Linked DNA regions of Homo sapiens: regions 2 and 3 are each linked to region 1. A link is an interaction called in ENCODE POLR2A ChIA-PET data of the cell type or tissue named here. Cell type or tissue: MCF 10A. All regions are shown on one strand. Each heading gives the region's core, and the rest is flanking DNA. Links, peaks and the distances in the headings are about the cores only. Region 1 overlaps CRIM1 (cysteine rich transmembrane BMP regulator 1). Region 2 overlaps CRIM1 (cysteine rich transmembrane BMP regulator 1). Region 3 overlaps CRIM1 (cysteine rich transmembrane BMP regulator 1).

Region 1 (4,432 bases), core at 148-4,147:
GTTCTTGGAAAGTGGATTGCAAATTCCCATCAGCAGACTCTCCTGGAGAGCCTATTATATGGGCAGATTCTGGAGCCGCTCCCCAAACCTGCAGAAAAACAATGTTTGAGTGGGTACCCTGGCATCTGCATTTTAAACACATTCCATAGTCTTTCCTTCCACATACTAATTTTGAAAAGCACTGTACCTAGAAGCTTGCAGTCTAAAATGTATAAAAATAAAAAATATAAAACAATACATGGTCTAACCCCTGACTTAGTATCCATGAAAAAGTTTATTTCAGATTATTGGTTGGGTACCTTTATCATTTTTTTACTATTATTTATAAGACAAGTAAGACATGCCCCCTGCACTAGAGGAATTCACAGGAGAAACAGTCTGATTTTGATTTAGTATGATGGGCCGATGCACTTCAAGAGTTACTACCGTTACGTACTGTTGCAAGTCAGAGGAGGGAAAATTAATCCTGTTTGTTTTTTGACCAGAGAAGGTCTTACAGGGTAGATGGTCTTAAGGTTGTGGGGAATTCACCAGGGGCAAGGGAGAGGCAGGGATTTGAGGCTGGGTGGACATGAGCTGTGGCTGGAGTGATAAGGGGTGGTGGCAGGTGATTGAGTGACATCAGATCATCATTGTTGCTGGAGTGTAGGGTGTGTGCAGGAACCAGTAGAATATGGAAACTAATAACAGGTAGAGGCAGACTTAGGAGCACCTTGCAAGCTATGCCCAGGAGCTCGGACTCTGACCTTCTGGCCTGCCTGGGATTGTCTGTGAAGTCCAGGAAGCAAAGGACATGAAGGGAAAGCTTAAATGTGTACTCACCGCCCTTCAGTCAGCAGAACCTCCTAAGGGGGTGAGTGCCCTCTAGGGGTTTCCATGATTTCTGAGTTCCATTGTACTCAGGCACTCAGGTGCCCACTGAGCTTGAATCCATTACCTACTTGAGAAAAAAAAAAGACAGCTTTACCAAGTCCCACCTGGCTGCAGCTGTGGTTACATTATGCAAAAATTTATTAATGTGGTACCTCGATTGATCATTATATTAACTCTAAGGATTACATTAGAGGCTTTATTTTTCTGGTTACTTGCAAATACAGGTTGCATCTTCTTTGAAGTTAAAAAGCCCTTAGCCCACATATTGTATGATTCCATTTATATGAACTATCCAGAATTGGCAAGTCCATAGAGACAGAACATAAATTAGTGGTTGCTAAGGGCCGGAGATCAGGGGAAAGGGAGTGACTGCTAGTGAGTACAGGATTTCTTTTTGAGATGATGAAAATGTTCTGAAATTAGGTACTAGTGATGGTTATACAACCTTGTGAGTATAAAACCACTGAATTGTGTACTTTAAAAGGGTGAATACTTATCGTAAGTGAATTATATCTCAATAAAGCTGTTTTGTTTCATTTTTTAAAACCTTAGCACTTCTGCTCAAGGTCATGCAAATAGCTCTGCCTGGGGTGGCCTTTATGAATTCACAGTAGAGAAATCTCAGTGCTCTCCTCACTTTCTTTTGTGTTTTTGTTTTGTTGTGTTACTGTTATTCCTGTCTTGTTCCTCTGCAGTTCACTTCCACTTAAGAAACATTTATATGACTAGACATGATAGGTACTAGAAGAGCTTATGTTAAGGTGAGTCCTCAAGTTACCACAAAATAGAGAAAGAGGGTGCTGTAAGAAAAGTGTGGTGTTTGGGGGTTCAGAGAAGAAGCTGTTATCCGAGGTTGGCCTAGAAAGACAACTGGGCATAAGGGCTGGATGAGGAATGTGCAGAGGCCATTAGGGCAGGCAGTGCAGAGACAGCAAAGTGCGGACTTATTTGGAGAAAAGAGCATGACCGTAGCAATGGAAAATGAAGGGAAATACTGGGAAACAGAATTGAGAAAGGGTTATATGGACTTCAGAGTGTTGAATGCTAGGCTGAGAAAGTGATACATAAAATGAGGAGTAATGGAAGATAAATTTTGACTGCAGAAGTTTGGGAACTGAGCCTTAGGATGGGTGTAGCATGGTTTGGGAGAGACAGAGACGTGGGCAGGGGGAGATTGGACTAGAACTGGAAATTGGGGAGAGGGCTTCAGAAATGAGGGGTAAGTGTTGAAATCAGCTCACTGCAGCTTTTCTCATGAAATGCTGTTTGCTCTGCCCCTTTTGTGTTCTCCTTTCCTTTGCTTGCTCCTTATCCAGAGATGGGGATAAAGGGAGGGAAAGATTAGGGAGGACAAAAAGAATTAAAATGAAGAGAAAGAATGTGGTGAGGACGGTACAGGTTGCATGCGTCAGTTCTTCTGTAGTTCAGCATTTCCTGTTCATGACTCAGTAGAGGAAAATCTAGTCTCTTCTAGTGGAAAACACAGAGAACAGGAAACCCTATTTAAAATCAGGTCACTTGACTAAGCTGTGTAACTCCTGTTCCCATCGGTGAAAGGGAAGAATACCTCCTGCAGTGTGTGTTAACCAGAGAATCTAGAATAATCTTACTGAAGAATTTTTTAAAACTACATGGGACTCATATCATTTGTAGATATAACAGACTTCCTGGGCAAATATGGGTCATGATGGGGTCCCCTTTTGTTACCTGACAGAGTGAATGTAAACATACCTGTTAAAAGATAACTCATGTGAGTTGTATTATGTTGAAAATAAGGAATTGCTATTTGACCATTTCGAACTGCAAAACTGGCAGTTTCAGTAAGGTTTTAACCTAATAGATAGCTACCCAATAGATATCTGACCTAAGCCCAGATTTTTACCTTTTGTGGTTCTTTCATCAGCTCTTTCTTGATTAAGATGCTAATTTCACGTTCAGGGGAAGCTGTGAAAAGTCAAAAGATGGCAACAGGTAGATCAGAAGGCTTTGCAGGGAAGGAAACAAGGAGACAGGAGCTGGGGTCACACCAGCTAGCAAAACCAGGATCTTTATTATGCAGTCAGTTTAGTTGTAAAGATTCAGCATAAAACATTTTCCTTTCCTAGGTGGGTTAATAGGTGGTTGGGTGCAACTTCAGCTCTTCTGTAGCCTGCTGGAGACAACTTGTAAGGGACTTTAAAAAAAAAATAGGAATATTTAAATGTTAGGAAGACGTAATGCATATAATGTTTACTCTTTGGGTGACAGGTACACTAAAAGCTCACACTTCACCTCTATGCAATATATGTCTATAAGAAACTTGCACTTGTACTCCCTAAATGTATTTTTTAAATTGTAAATTTTTTAAACAAATGTTGGGAAAATAGGTCAAACATAAAAGGGGAAAAAAGACTTCATGGCAGACTTAGTCATGGTGTTCAGTGTGGTGTGACTCCTAACAGCATAGCAGAGAACCCAGCACGTAAGTGCACGTGTTCAGTAAAGGTTGTTCAAGTGTTGAAGGACAACATCTGAAGAGGTATTTTTTGGTTGACTGTACACTCTCAGGTGTTTAGAGTAGAATGATTCCCTGGAGCACGTGTGTAGGCAAGAATGTGGAATCATAGAAGATTTGTAAGAGAAGGTTAATCAGCTATTCTTGCGGGATGCTTTCATTGTAATCACATCTACACATTGGGGCCAGGGTGTGGCCTGTCAGTATTCTAGCCCCATTTATCTATAAACTCCAGAGAGTTTTAAGTTGTACAGAGTGCCAAGTACAATAAATGTAAACAATATAATGTTACTGTTATATCACAGCAGTATGATTATGTGCTTACCACTGCAATGGCTAGGGATATAAGCGTGACAAAGTATGGGATGACCTTATCAGGCACTAAAAGCCCAGCTCACATTTACTCAGCGCTAGAAAATGATTGTCCTGCAGGAATATAGCGTATGAATTGAGAGCTCCAAGCTCTACTCACACAAAACAGGCAAACCTTTACTTGAAACCACTGGTAGAAATACAATTGCAGCAAAACCTGAATGACCTAACACCCTCTTCTCCCAGGAATCCAATAGAACTGCCACCCCACATGGAAGAATCCTCAAGGAGCCTACCTTGGGGTGATAGTGGGGTGTTTAAAGCCACCTTTCCAGTGGCTTTAATAGTCCTTGATGCAAATCATAACCTAAAGTAATTTCTTTTCTAGTTCCATGGTTAACTATAAATGTAATTAAATCTCTGGGCCTCATTATTGAAGTACTTGTGGACTATAAGCATATTTTAATTTATTAAAGATCCAAAGAACAATAAGTGAACAAACCAATTACTTAAATAAGAAGGGGGGACAAAAGCACAATTAATGAATGTATTGATAGTTTTCCCTGCTGGGAACATTACCTTTCCTGATCTTGACCTCTACCGTATGTAAATACCCACATACTTCCTGCCAGGATGTCTTTTTTTAGGATGTCTTCCTTTTACTCCTGTCAACCTGGGAACTCCCGCCGTCATCTTCTCCACCCTCTGACCCATACATCTCTCCCCAGGGGAGTCCCAGGGCAGAAATCTAGC
Region 2 (4,432 bases), core at 210-4,209, 89 kb before region 1:
TATTGACTGTCTATTCAGGAAATTGTATTAGTTGCTTTGGAAAGAGAAAGGAAAAAGAAAAGACTTTCTGCCAACTGAGGGCTGGAAAACTTGAGGGAGATAAAGTATTTACATGCTTTAATAACATAAAGCATGTCCAAAAGAAATACATAATTACAGCTATGTTTGGCACTGAAAATAATCCAGGTTATTATATTTTTAAAATTGTGTGTGAATATGTAAGTGAATGCCCTTGAGTCAGAAATGCTTGAGTGATAATATTTCTTGAGAGAATGGAAAAGTAGATGGTATTAGGAGCTAAAAAGAGAGAGAAGGGATAAAGGATGACCACTAGTTAAGAAGGAACAGTGAACTTTTTTTCTTTAGAGGGGACATATTTCATATGCATAGTTATTCCCCCTCTACTTCTAATCTTAGTATAATAAGCATTTAACTTCCCATAGGACCTTAGCAGTCTGCATGTTATTACTAAAAGCCCACAGGTAAGGGAAAATTAGACCCCTAAATTAAAGACCTGACCATCTTGCTCCTGAAGTTTTAGGTTTTCCAACTTTATTTCCAGTGTATCTTGGACAAAGACCCTTTGAGAGCTCAGAAAATTAGGAGATGTGGTCAACACATTCTTCTTAATATCTAGTGCAACCAAAGACTTGGCCAGCAACTAAGGCCAGCAACTGGAAAATGGGTGTGGTGTCAGGTTTCAGACGCCCCCATAGTTGTCTTCACGTCCTTTAATATGTGTTGGCATCCCTCAAGCCCTGCCAGTTTATGCTCTTTCCTTTGTGAAGCCTTCCTGCCCTGCCCAGGAAAAAGTAATGCCATCCCCCATCCCCCATCCCCCAGTGACCATAAATAGCACTTTCTCCTTCCCCTGTTATAGCACTTTTCATACTGTGTTAGAGTTCACATTTCTGTCTCTCTGCCTCATTGTGATCTATTTGAGTGCCAGGATTGTGTGTTATTCTAGCGCTTGGCACACAGGAAGAACTCAATGAGCATTTGTTGACTAAATCTAGACTCAAGGTCATCCAAGATATTATACAAAAACTTTTTCATCGAACCATTTGGTCTGCATTGTGGAAACTGAAACGAATGGCACTCCCCGTTAAGAGAATCCCAGTGAGAAGCCATAGCATTGCAGGAGGAAGCTCAAACTGGTTAACTTTGCTCATGCCGATCAGTCTTAGAATTTTTTGTAATGTTTCCATGATGAATTAGTTTCAGCTGTATTTTTTTGGCAAATATTTAAAGATAATTTTTATTTGTGTGGACTTTTCTTCTTGTCAGTTTGTCATAAAGGTGTCATCTTTCATTCACTAACCCCTTATCAGCTTATAGGAATTTTCCTCGTGGGTGGTTGCTTGTAACCTTCTCTTGACTGCCAGGGATCTGATATACTAAACGGTTGAGATACTGTGGTGATCAGCTGCTTGTAAACAATAACTGATAAATCGGTTATAAATTATCAACACACTTCAGATGACCATATCATCATGACTTGGTGATAGCAAAATAGACTTCTGAATTCTCAGCTAATCCAGGATTGTGTCTTAACAAACATTTATGTTGATTAATCAGGAGGGTGTTTAGTTTAAGAAACATGTACTGAATGTTCAATATGTGAGTGCCAAGTGCAGTGTGGTGCAACCTGTTTACTGCTTCAGGTGATCTCCAGATATCCTAAGGAATTTTTAACTGTACAGCTTCTTTGGGGAAGGAAATCCTAAGCCAACAACCTGAGGGTGGAAGTGTGTGACTGGGAATAATTAAAATGCCTCACAATGGTTCGAGCAGGAATTCCATAGGAATGCACTTTAAGGCATTTAGGAAAGCAAAATTCCGTTTGGATTTACTCCAAACCCTATGACTTCAGAGACAGGAATTTTTGATGATTAGTGGCTGGAGCCCCAACTTGTTATTTAGTAATTCCACATTCAGTGTGGAATTGTTTTTTCTGTAGCACTAGTTATAAGTTCTTTGTTTGTTTTTCTAAAGGTTTTAAGGAGGTTTACAAATTAAGATGGAATAAGACATTAGAAACTTAAGGATACATAGCAAATTAAAACCTTGATACATTTGGTGCTAAGCTTTTCAGCTGCTAAAGATAGAGAGTTTTGGCCAAGATAAAGTATATAGAGTCAAAGACACATGCAGAATTCTCCTGGATATAAGTTCAGGTACCTGTGCCATTTTATCACTTTAGTCAATGTGCCCATTTTCTTAGGGCAGGTTTAATTTTCTGCTGCGGCATGGCCCTTCAGCTTTCCCAAGTTTACGATGCTCATCTCATACCTGATGGAAATTGTTGATAATGTTAGTGTATGGTTGGTGGCTTTCCCAGTAGCCCACTTCAGATCCTTTTATTGGTCATCACCAGTTACAAAAGTTTTAGGAAAGGGAAGGAGAGAAGCTGGAACTGATGGCTAAGTAAAGTTATAGCTGTAGAGCTCTGGTTGTCCATAATGAACAGTGGCAATGAACAGTGAAGATTTAAGCAAGGTTATTTTTTGAGGGTCCACTGATGATTTTCCTATAACTCGTTAAAAATATTTTTAAAACTTTTATATGGCTTCATATAAAAAAAGCTTAAAAATCTGTTCCCAGACTTCCTAGGCAGGTATGTTTTCTTTTCAGTGTTGCCTTCTCTAAGACTTTATCAGCAGAAGGAGTATTTGAGCTGATGGCAAATGCTGCCAAAATGAGAAGTGTGTGTGTTTCTCAAAACTCATGATCCCACAGTTAAATCGAGGGTGTGGGTAAAGGACCCAGAACTGTTCTTGCTGATGGAATAGCACACTTTTCCTCAGACATTAGTAGAGTAAATGAATGGAGGCAGAGGATTGGGAAACACTCTTGAAGGAGGGAGTGCCCATCAGCCTGTAAGCCAAAGTAAACAGTTCTTGTAACTGAAAAATAGACTTCCTGGAAGGAGAGAACCAGAGAAGTGGGTGTGAAGTGCAACCAGCAAGTACCATTTTCAGTGATACAGACAGCTGGCTTAACCTGAGTCCTGACAAGAACCTCTCAGAGCTATTTGGGGAAATCAGTTGCTTGAACCAGCCTTTGACTGGCCTATCGTTCCTACAGCTGTACCCAAAGATGGCACTTGGGGAGAAAAGGTCACATTTGTTTGTGATAGAGAAAGCAAACCGATGGGGCATTTTGAGAGGTAGAAATGAAGTCATCATTTGCGGAGCCGGTGGACCAGCAGAATGGCCGTGGGAAGGTATCCCTGAACCTGTATGTGTGGAAATGCAGGCATTCTCTGTCAGTCTTTTGTCACAGTGAGAAAATGTCATTACAGTGGACAGCTATGCACACGTTGGAGATTATGTGATGTGTGCATGTGCATCCATGTGTACAACATACACCCATGCAAAAATTGCTCACAGGGTCATGTGCGTGTCCTGGTAGTCTGTTATGTCCATTCTTCTGTAATAGGAGTATGTTTTTCAAACTGAAGCTGTTAGGTTCTGTTAATTCCAACAGAACAAAAAAAAATCTGCCTCTGGCCATCATTCGTTAATTTACATAGATTAGATACATGTAGTCTGTCTCCTAAGTGGCTTACATAAAGCCGTGGGCGTCTTTTCCTGTGTCTCCTCTTCGGCAGTTCCTAAGGCACCTACCAGGTTTATAGTTGCTGATGTCCTACCCATACTATGTGTCAAGAAAGGTAGACTCAAAAAGGATTGATGCAGATATTCCTTAGAAGTTTTCATGCCCAAAGATTCTTGGACCTTAGTTGCATGAGGGAAGAGGCCTTGCCTCGTGAAAGGAGACCGAAGCCCCTTATTAAAGGGGTCACTCAGAAAAAGGTGTTATCTAAATTCCCTCTTTGTAGTTTTATTTCTTCAATGTATTCCCCATCACTAGCTGTGTGTGCTGGAGCCAAATGTTGGGCCCACTGCCATCTTTTAAAGAATGCTACTGTAAAGGGATAACTTTACTAGACAGTTTGGGAAATAGAAGAAACAATTATCTAAAATGCTCTTGTTCCAAACACAAAAACTAGCTTCATGTTTTTGTGTATAACCCTGCCTAGTCTTACTCTGTAGACATCCTTCCCCCCACACCCATCGTGTATGTTTTTTATCCCCATCTAACATTATATCAAATACATTGTCCTATGTTGCTACCTTGTCTTCATTATTATGATTTGTCAAGCAATTGGGTTGTACTGACTGCAGTGTTACTCCTCATTTCCTTTCCCCCTTTCTTTTCCATACTACTTAAAAAGCAAGAAAGGAAAAAAAATTCTATTTAAGAGAAAATCCTATGTAGTCGTAATGGAATTTATTTTCCTGAGTGCCTGGGCGTGCTCCAAACAGATAGCTGTGATTGTGTCATCTCTTCTTACTAAGCATCTGACCACTCACTACCTGTGCATCTGATCCCTAGGCTCATGGCATGAGGGCTGTGGCTCTTGATG
Region 3 (4,432 bases), core at 349-4,348, 99 kb before region 1:
TAAATAATGTGATGAGTTGTGTCCTGTGCACCATGTGAGATGTGCACTTGGATTTCTTTTCCGCATTGTTTAGATTGTTATTAAATAAATTCTAATTGAATTATTCCTTTTGTGGTGGGGGCTGGGGGTGGTAAGTGCATTTGAAAAAATGAGCATGGAGCCTGATACCTAAAAGTTTTTCCTACTTTCTGTCAGTCTAGAAAGTGCTTTTTGGAACTTAGGAGAGTGCAGGTCTTTTTCCTCTTTCCATTCGTCTGCTAAGACCTCCTGTTGCTCTTTGCAGCATCCTAACTGGCCTGTTTTCTTGGCCAGGCTGCCTGCCTCCAGGAAAATCACCTAGAAGCCAGAGAAACAAGTGTGGATCCTGAACCCCTGAGAAAGAAATCTGGATGGAAGACATCTTTGGAGGATCGAAGGCAGAGTTTAGAAAAATTAATGAAGTGAGATTTTCTAGAAAGAAGATTTTGATTGGACAGTGAGAATTATGTTTTGAGCTAAGGGGTTGAGAGCCATTTCTTCTCCCATGTGTCATAGCGCTTTATGCTTCTATAAGGAGTGAGGCAAGGTGAGAGAGCATGACCAGCCTCTCTGGGCAGTTAAAGGGCAGATGGTGACTTGCTTTGGCAGTTTGTACAGACAGAGTGATGAGGAACCAGGTGGAGACTACTTGAGTCACTGTTCCGAGGACTCTGTTGTATTAGATTCAGGTGATAGCTAGATCAGATAAGCACCAATTTTTTTCTTGGTGACTATTTACTCAGTAGCTTCATATTTTGGAACTTAGCATTCCATCTTTTTCACCATTGCTATCTAAAAACGACCTCTTTCAGAACGCAATCCTCCTTTTATTTCCCCCAGGAATTTTAACTGTTCCTTTTACCCATTTTTCATTGGGCAGTGTGTAAGAGAACTATGTATACATAGTGGGGTACTTACAGCAAAAAACAGAATTTTGTTTCCTGAAACTTGCCATGCAAAGTTTCTTTGCTTATCCCTGGAAGACAGTCAGTGAAGATGATGGCTGCTTGGAAGAAAATGTATGCGGGATCTGCTCCAGAAAGCAGGCTGCAGGAGGCCAGATAATGAACCCAAACATTTCATTCTGCACAAGCCGCATGGAAACTACTCTCACCACTCTGTAGTAGGGCCTGAAGTTAAGAGTCCACGAATTTTAATTCACTCATTAAGTAACGGGAGGGGGGCAAAATATCAGCTTCTATAGTTAGAAAAATTAAGCTCTTGGCTTTGTTTTGGAATAATGGGTTTCATTTTTCCTCTCAGAAGTCCTTAGGTAGACAGGGAGCCCTTAGATCCCAGAGAGGAACAAGCAGAGGGCCTATAACATTATGTTAACAGGGAATGGGAAGAGAAACCAACGAAGTAAACAAGGAAATAATTAGTTCCTCCCAAAAGTAAATATTGGCAAAACATGGAGAGACCAACTATTCACTGCACTTAAATAAATGACAGGACTCAGTGACCTTCACTTTGATTGCCAGGCTTATAGAATCTTCCCTGTTATTGAGGAGTCCTGTCACATAAAACACTTGGCAAAGGGCAGATGGATTGTGTATTATCAGAATGGCAAAAATAGCAAGTCTGGAGATATTTGTTGCCATTCACACATATTGTACACTGACCAGGAAAATCTCCAAGCAAGAGGTTGGCAGTAGGGTTGTAAGCAGTCAGATTAATATATGAAGAAAACTGAACAGTCCTTAATCTGTGTAGGCATTACATCCATTTGTAGGAGGTATTTGGTGACTTGGTACAGGTTTCTTTGTTTTGTGTGGTTTGTTGAAGATGCAATGACCGGGATGAATGAGTGAACAGCTGGGTGAGGCAGGGGATGGGCATTATGAAGTTGGGGGATATATTGTAGATGAAACAGATGACCCTAAGGAGGTAATGAGGGGGTGGACTAAAGAATGACGAATGGGAGAAGGGAAAATATTGAATTCATCTTAGCACAAGTATATCATCCTTTGAAGAATAATCCAAAACACATTCCAGACATTAATTGTGAAATTCCTGAAAAATGTGGGTGTGCTTAACATCTCCCAGGCTATGGTGCAAGCAGAGATGATAGTGTTGCTTTAGCCTGTAAATACAAGAGGGTAGGAGGTGGTAAAATGAGTGGAAGGGAAATACATTTAGTGAAGCGGGTTCCTGTAACACTGTGTTCCGTATGGCACGTTTGGTATCAGGATTTTGGAGACACCCCAGTAAAGCTCATTTAATTATTTGAGGGAGAAACAGTAGACTAGCCAAGCATGCATGAATAACACATTGAAAGCTTTCCTTCTCAGAGGTCTAATTCTGCAAAGCTGCATTTTCAAAGATCTGACTTGCCTTTGCATGGAAATCAGTCATTCATTCATTGGTCTTCTATGCTGTACAAGGCCTTCTGCTGGGGTGAGGGGGAAACTAGGGAGCCCGGGGACCTCTCCAACATATTCTTTGCTCTGTACACTTAATCAAGATAAGAAATAAAGACAGCAAGACTGCAAAAAGTCTATTATGTAGACTTGCAAAAAGTCTACATAATAATATAAATTCAAGCCAAGTAGAAGTGATTTTGCAAGTCTGTGTATGATTAATTGGCTAGTGAAATATATGGATAAAATTAGTTGTAGGAATTAAAGCATCTGAAGTGATCTCTTGAGGCTCTGGTGGCAAAGCAGAAAGGGGAATTTGAATTTGAACTAGGTTTAAAAGTGTGAGTAGTAGCCCTTTCTTTTGGCAGGGGAGGTGATCCTACCCATTCTCCTTAGAGCCTGTGCAATTGGTCTCAGTGTTTCTCAACATCTAAGAATGAAGCTGCATTCTTAATGCTTTAGTAGCTGTGCTTCAAAACGGCAAGTTTCCTTTTGAGAGTGATTTTCTCTTTGTTCTAGCTTGTTTCACTAGGCGGATAAGCGTGGGCAGTAAACTGGGAGGTGTCCCTTTATCAGCACCTCTCAGCTTCACCCACCCTGCTGCTTGCCCTGGGCAGTAGCCTGGTCACATCTTTGAAAACCTCTGTTTAGTCAAGACTTCCTAAGTCAAGACAGAGGAATGGTTGAATATACCTCTATGTAAGAATACCCTCAAGGTAAACACTAAACTCTTACGTGTTTTATCTTGGGCCCACATGAAAAAAGTAAATGTTTTTAAAGAACCTATTTTCCTTTGTTAGTTGCAAAGTGAACAGGTATCAATTCCTTACCTCCCTCCTCCAGTCCCAGTTAATTCCCCACATGAAAATACCTACATGTTGGTGGAAAAGTGTAATGTTCAAGAACTTGGGGCCGGCCGTGGTGTCTCATGCCTGTAATCCCAGCACTTTGTGGGGCTGAGGCAGATGGATCGCCTGAGGTCAGGAGTTCAAGACTAGTCTGGCCAACATGGTGAAACCTTGTCTCTACTAAGAATACAAAAAAATTAGCCAGGCTTGGTGGCAGGCCCCTGTAATCCCAGCTACTAGGGAGGCTGAGGTGGGAGAATTGCTTGAACCCAGGAAGCAGAGGCTGCAGTGAGCTGAAATCGCACCACTGCACTCCAGCCTGGGCGACAAAGCAAGACCCTGTCTCAAAAAAAAAAAAAAAAAAAGAACTTGGTTTCTGGGGTCAAATCTGCACTCTGCTTCTGTGTGTCTCAGTTTTCTCATCTGTGTAGTCAGGTTAATGATAGGGTTGCTATAAGGACTCAGTGCATCCCTAATGAGCAGTTAAAAGAATGACTGGCACATGGAACATGCTTACTAACAAGGCTACTAACCAGTATAAGTGAAACAATTTTACTTGGGCTCAGTCTCTTGTTCTCTTAATCCCCATCTACCTCAGTCATTGATGGTAAGCAGTTAAGGAGGTTGGGCTCTTAGAAAGGGAGCAAATTGTTACTGAATTCAGCAGTCGTCGCCGCCCCCCCCCCCCATGACTATCTTTTTATACCTTGTCTAAATGATTTCTACAAAGTTTGTATATTTTGAGTAATGTTTTAGGTCTGATATTATTTTGCATTGATTTGTAGGAATTATAAATGTAACCATTTATCTGTGAACAAATAATTAAAAATACTTAATTTGGGGAGGAGGCGGGAACCTAGATGTGCTATAATCAGCAGTGTGCACTTTGCTTCACATTATCTTCTGGGAGGAAATTTTGCTCCTAGCTCCTGAGTGTGCACACTGATGACCACTGCAGGATTTGGCCTGGCTTGAGCAAAGAAACAGCTCGACGCCATGGGGGCTATGGTTCCAACCTGCTGCTGCAGTTGGTATAAACTAGGCAAAACCAGAAGTCAGAGGATTATCCATTCCTCTTGTTCTTTTTCTAGCTCTACCTGTTCTTCTGCCATTCTTCTGCCTGAAAATATTCATGAGCATCGCCTATGGGTCTTGTCTCTGTGCTTTACAGTAGTGACATCACTTGTGTAAGCCAGTTTTTCTGTT

What was found. Peaks named below come from ENCODE experiments on the same cell type or tissue, not always from the same donor. Only the 100,000 strongest peaks of a DNase experiment are listed, where the experiment ranks them.
Region 2: POLR2A ChIA-PET joins it to region 1 with 36 read pairs; 7 of 35 experiments call an interaction of 5 or more read pairs at or near these places.
Region 3: POLR2A ChIA-PET joins it to region 1 with 37 read pairs; 16 of 35 experiments call an interaction of 5 or more read pairs at or near these places.

The regions. Positions count from the first base shown.
Region 1 is chr2:36,459,158-36,463,589 of GRCh38, forward strand. All of the region lies in intron 4 of CRIM1 (cysteine rich transmembrane BMP regulator 1), which reads left to right. Among named protein-coding and RNA genes, the nearest start is that of CRIM1, 110 kb to the left of the region's middle. RefSeq lists an enhancer at 1-120 and silencers at 1,609-1,903, 2,029-2,323. In MCF 10A, for the core only: a CTCF peak has its summit at 876 (motif pointing left); DNase peaks (open chromatin) are centred at 834 and 2,354.
Region 2 is chr2:36,370,430-36,374,861 of GRCh38, forward strand. All of the region lies in intron 1 of CRIM1 (cysteine rich transmembrane BMP regulator 1), which reads left to right. It overlaps LOC124907753 (a long non-coding RNA gene), which reads left to right. Exons shown (of 2, transcript XR_007086281.1): 1 at 1-4,432. Among named protein-coding and RNA genes, the nearest start is that of CRIM1, 17 kb to the left of the region's middle. In MCF 10A, for the core only: no CTCF peak of the experiment used is centred there; DNase peaks (open chromatin) are centred at 852, 1,792 and 2,892.
Region 3 is chr2:36,359,628-36,364,059 of GRCh38, forward strand. All of the region lies in intron 1 of CRIM1 (cysteine rich transmembrane BMP regulator 1), which reads left to right. Among named protein-coding and RNA genes, the nearest start is that of CRIM1, 6.1 kb to the left of the region's middle. In MCF 10A, for the core only: no CTCF peak of the experiment used is centred there; DNase peaks (open chromatin) are centred at 2,034 and 2,824.